2 separate regions of the Homo sapiens genome follow, and region 2 is linked to region 1. The links are chromatin loops, found by intact Hi-C in ENCODE. Cell type or tissue: heart left ventricle. All regions are shown on one strand.

Region 1 (2,500 bases):
GGGACAGCACATCCCCAGGGTGGACGGGATCCAGGAGAGCGGTGTCCACGGCCATGACTCTGGATGTTCTGAAACTCATAAGACAAACACTTCAATGAAGGTGGATTTTATGGTGTGAGAATTATATTCCATCCATCTAATTTTATATTAACCTGTTTTATTATAGAACAAATATGCTTCATTCCTCCTCAATTATGATGTTGGAAGGCACAGGCTGATACGATGTTGAAAAGCCCCCGCTATGTTCCTAGTTTTCACAAGTGATCAGCAAACACCCTGGCAGGCCGCACAACTAGGACTCAATGTTGCTGTGAAGAGTTTTGGGGTGCAGCAAGCCTGAACAGTGGGTTCTGGCCTTTGCTTTCTGGCTCTTCCTGCATTGCCGCCTCTAGATACTGGCTCATGGATGCATCTATAAGAAAGAAAAGGTGCCAGAAAGGCAAAGTTGTTCATCCCCACCCCTCTGGTGGTGCCATGACTTAACATGGTGCTTAGGAGTTAGCGTCTGGAGCCAAGGCAGCCTGCATCCATGTCCCCATTCCACCCTCACTCTCTGACCTGGGGCAAGCTTCTTATACTCGTGGCAGTTTTCTCATCTGTAAAGTGCAGCTAGGAAAGTTCCTACTTCATAGCAGAATGGGGCAACACGGAAGGGACCTTTGTTTGATTGTCACTCAGCCCTCCTCAGATTGCTATTGTGGGGTATTTTCCCCTTAAGTTTCTCCATGATATTTTTTTTTACATTTGTATACCTAGCTACCCACTCTAATTAAGCAGTTGTACCAGATTCTACTTCACCTGCCCCCACCCCCGCCCCGGCTCATGGAGGAGCAGGAGGAGGCAAGCAGGGGTGGGGAGTTGCCTGCTGGAGAGGCTGGTGTGGGACAGCCCAGGAGAGACCACGGTGTAGTAAATCTGTGCTGGAATTATGGAACATGAACTGAGGAAAGTAAAGGTCGAGTCAATGAGACCAGCCTCACGGTTTTTAGACCACTCCCAACCAGCAATGTCCATGTCCCAGACTGGGGTCACCTGGGTGGAATTTAGCCCGAGACGAGACTGGAGAGTGGACGGGGAGGTGGTTTGCAACTGGGGTGTACGTAGGTAGGTGCTGCCTTGGGAGCTTTCAAAAGCTGAAGATGTCCCATCCCCATTCCTGCCAATGACCTGGGCACTGAAGGGGACAGCGGGAGGCCAACTACAACCCCCTGCCCTGGTTGGTAACCCCTGAATTTGCAGTGTTGCAGAGACTGGAAGAGGCCTGGGGTTGGTTAGTTGAGGGGAGTGAGGAGAGGATTAAGGCAGGAACAGAGTGCTGTGTGTTGGGGCTGTGGCCACTCACAGCTGGGGCAGATCTGATTTGAGGCAAGGAGACTGAGAAAAAAAAAAAACCTTTAAACAGTGTCCAAAGGGTGCCATCTCTAAAGGTGGATGTCTTAGACAGGACTGGTCACACAATGTGTGGGACCCAGTACAAAATAAAAACCCACGGCCTGTTTTTCAAGCATATTAAAGTTTCCAAGACGGTGACAGAACCTCAAACCCAGCGTGGAGCCCAGCAAACAAGCATGAGGCTCAAACCCAGCGTATGACTGCCCAGCACACAAGCATAAGGCTAGCCCTGGTTAAGACCTTTCTCAAGGATTTGAAACATTTATTTTCCTTTTTTTTTTTTTCTTTTGAGACGGAGTCTTGCTCTGTTGCCCAGGCTGGAGTGCAGTGGCTCAATCTCAGCTCCCTGCAAGCTCCGCCTCCCGGGTTCATGTCATTCTCCTGTCTCAGCTTCCCAAGTAGCTGGGACTACAGGTGCCCGCCACCACACCTGGCTAATTTTTTGTATTTTTAGTAGAGAAAGGGTTTCACCTTGTTAGCCAGGATGGTCTCAATCTCTTGACCTCGTGATCCGCCCGTCTTGACCTCCCAAAGTGTTGAGATTACAGGCTTCAGCCACCGTGCCCAGCCTGAAACATTTATTTTCTTAATGGGAAAAATAGTTATGGCATGGGGTGCGATGAGGCTGAACCTAATCTAATTCCTTTTCTTCTCACTGGCAAACGTTTGCAATTAGAAAGAGCAGCATGGCTGTCACCTCGCCAGCTCTCCGGTCTTTTTGGGGATGTTAGTTTTGAGGGACACTGAGCCCATGGACCTTCTTCCTTTGCTGTCTGCTGGAAGGTCTCGCCACGCCTCCTTTCTGGGTGCCATCTGTTGCTGTCACACCCTGCTATTTTAAATGAGGGAGTGCACAATGGGCTCTCAGATGGGCAAGGAGGGGCCAACTCGTCACAGAATTCTTCCCTATAAGAAAGGCAGAAGATCCTGTTCACATACAAATTGACCAAAGGCTCACTGGAAGTGGGGTTATGCCCTCAGACAGGCTTGTCCTCCTTAGATAACTCCCCACCAATTCATTATTTTGTCTTTCAGATGCTTAGATGAGCCTTGCATTTAGATGGACACCTTAAAGTTACCTCACACAACATACACACTCCACCTGTCA
Region 2 (2,500 bases), 310 kb after region 1:
CCATATGGTGCTCCCCACCGTGCTCCCCAAGTGCGGGCACCTCCATATAATGCACGGGAGTGAAAGCACTCCACGCCCTTGTGGTGCAAACTGGATGGTTTTAGTTGCCCCACCCACCTTATCATAGCAGGGTATAGTATCAGGAGTGGAAACCATGACCATTTACAATGGCTGGAAGGAAGGAGACCAAGCCTTCGCTGTCCTCCGAGGTGAAGACAGGGCTGTCCTAGTGTTCATTGGACAGGACGTGGCCTGGAATGCAGCACGCCTGTACAGTGTGTAGCTTGGCTTGGCTGCCCTTGGAATTCTATGGAAACCCCAGGTCACAAGTATGGACGTCTTCAGAAAACCTGCAGATGTTTAGCAGGTTGGGGGGTGGTCTGTGGGAGGCTGGGGTGCCAGGGAAATAGATTCTGGACTCCTGCTAACCAATGGACTCAGAACCACTCTTTTGTTTGTGAAAGATCTGAGTTCTCTTTTCCTGTCCTGTGCAGACTTGATAAGAACTACTCAGCTGCCCATAATATTGCGTTCTTATCTGATAACTTTTTTTTTCCCAGAGGCCAAAAAGTGATTCTTTTAAAGTTTGTCTTACAGTCTATGGTTTTATGAGTTCACGTAAAATTGTATCTAAAAGAAGGAAACTGTTACAAGCTTCACTCTAATTTTTGCTTGTCTGACTGGCAAACCTGGTCCTTTGTGTTACATTTATAATGAAACAAATGACCACTGTGCCCTCCAGAGACATTCAGGTGTTTAATCTGCAGAAGCAGGAAATGATCGATAGGTTGGAGAGGTGCGTGCTGTGTGCTGTTCGATGCAGCATCCGCAGCGTCAGGGCCTCCGTCAAACCTCAGCACAGGCGTATTTTTGGGATATGACACATATATGGGGTGAGCGTCTGTGCATATGAGCAGATACGTATGTAGACACCCACAGAGCAGACACGGTGATTTCACATAAAGTGAGCTTGCACACAAAAGAGCCCAGCTGCTGTCTCCTCCGTCTAGACTAAGCCTGAACTATTTGGCTCCACAAAACATTTTATTGCAGTCCTAGAAATCATTCTGCTTTCCTCTCCACTTTCATTTCCCTGCTTGTGGAGAACACCAAAGGGCTAAAGTCAGACAGGCCCCCCAGACGCCACAGTCAATAGCATTTAGGAAATCAGCTTGGAGCTCCATCTTCTGGTAACAGTCAATTCATTGCCATTCTGGGGCTTCAAAACTCATCCTACCCAAGCTGTTAATTCTTCATCTCCAGAAATGGAATCTGTCTACAGTTTTCACCAGCTATGTCCTCCCGAATGCATGGGAGCTGGGATGCTCTCATTGGGAAGGATTGAATACACCTCACACATAGCACTGCCGCCAGCATTCTCTGCTGGAGACCAGCAGAAAGCATGCACCTGGAAACATGACTACCTCCCCCTCTCCCAGTCCACCCATCAGGACTGCCTGTGCCAGGTTTGGGAAACTACCCCTCCCTCACCAGCTCCACCTGCATCAGGGTCTTGGTGCTAAGGGAGGATTAGTGTGCTGTGAAGGTGTTTGAGGCGGGACCATTCAACCCGCTTTCTGTGATTGCAGCCTCTCCGGATGCCCGATCGCTGCAGCAGAGAAACTGGCCAAGGCACAGGAAAAGCACCAGAGCTGCGACGTGTCCAAGTCCAGCCAGGCCTCGGACCGCGTGCTCAGGTACCCAGCAGGAGTGCACCATCCGTGAGCTCTATCCATAGTCTGCCCCACACCTCGGAGCGCTGGGGACACCCGCTCAGGGCATGTCCCTACAGCAGCAGGGGCAGGGACTGGAGGGCGGGGCTGTGCTGGAAGCCGGGGCCAGGACCCCTCACTCCAGGCCAGGCTGTGTGAGGGCAAGGGTGTCATTCTTCCCCTGGTGTCTGCGGATTCGCTGTGACAATTTACATGAGAGAATTGGAGGAAATCATTTCTGGTTTTGTTTCTGGACCTGGTATTTCATGAGTCTGAGTGCTAGATGAAAGGGAAGCTTTGAAAATTACTGAGATGTCCAAGGTAATTTTGTCATATTTTGCAGGATAGGGCCTCACACCAACTAAGGCTGGTGCTGATGTTTCTGACGATGCCAGGGGTATGAGCACCCTGTGCACACGTGTGGAAGCTCTCGCGTGCAAAACCGGCAGAGCTCCCTCCTGTTACGCCCAATGCCCTGAGGTGTAGGTGGGAGTAGGTGTTGTCACCTCCGTTTGGCAAGTGAGAAAATCCAGAGTGCGGAGGTTAAATGACTGACCCGAATGTTACAGTGGGTCAATCAGTGTTACAATGTCGCAGATCATCCGGCTGAAACCACTGTTTTATTGAAGTTTTGGGAGGATAAGCTCCCCATTCACTCAGCCCTTCTATACAGCTTTCATTCTTACGTGTTGTTTGAAATCCTCATCTACATGAAAACTATGACAATTGTCACATATCCTGCCTTTTCACACAACATCACAGCAGAAACACGCGTCCTTGTCTCTATG

What was found. A loop is a pair of places that touch in the nucleus more often than their neighbours do. Peaks named below come from ENCODE experiments on the same cell type or tissue, not always from the same donor. Only the 100,000 strongest peaks of a DNase experiment are listed, where the experiment ranks them.
Region 2: it touches region 1 in a loop (2.4-fold over the local background); 3 of 110 quality-filtered maps call a loop at or near these places.

The regions. Positions count from the first base shown.
Region 1 is chr2:2,224,000-2,226,499 of GRCh38, reverse strand. The region is part of intron 2 of MYT1L (myelin transcription factor 1 like); the gene reads left to right. Among named protein-coding and RNA genes, the nearest start is that of MYT1L-AS1, 94 kb to the left of the region's middle. In heart left ventricle, no CTCF peak of the experiment used is centred here; no DNase peak of the experiment used is centred here.
Region 2 is chr2:1,909,437-1,911,936 of GRCh38, reverse strand. It overlaps MYT1L (myelin transcription factor 1 like), which reads left to right. Exons shown (of 25, transcript NM_001303052.2): 13 at 1,590-1,697. Among named protein-coding and RNA genes, the nearest start is that of PXDN, 170 kb to the right of the region's middle. In heart left ventricle, a CTCF peak has its summit at 1,187 (motif pointing left); no DNase peak of the experiment used is centred here.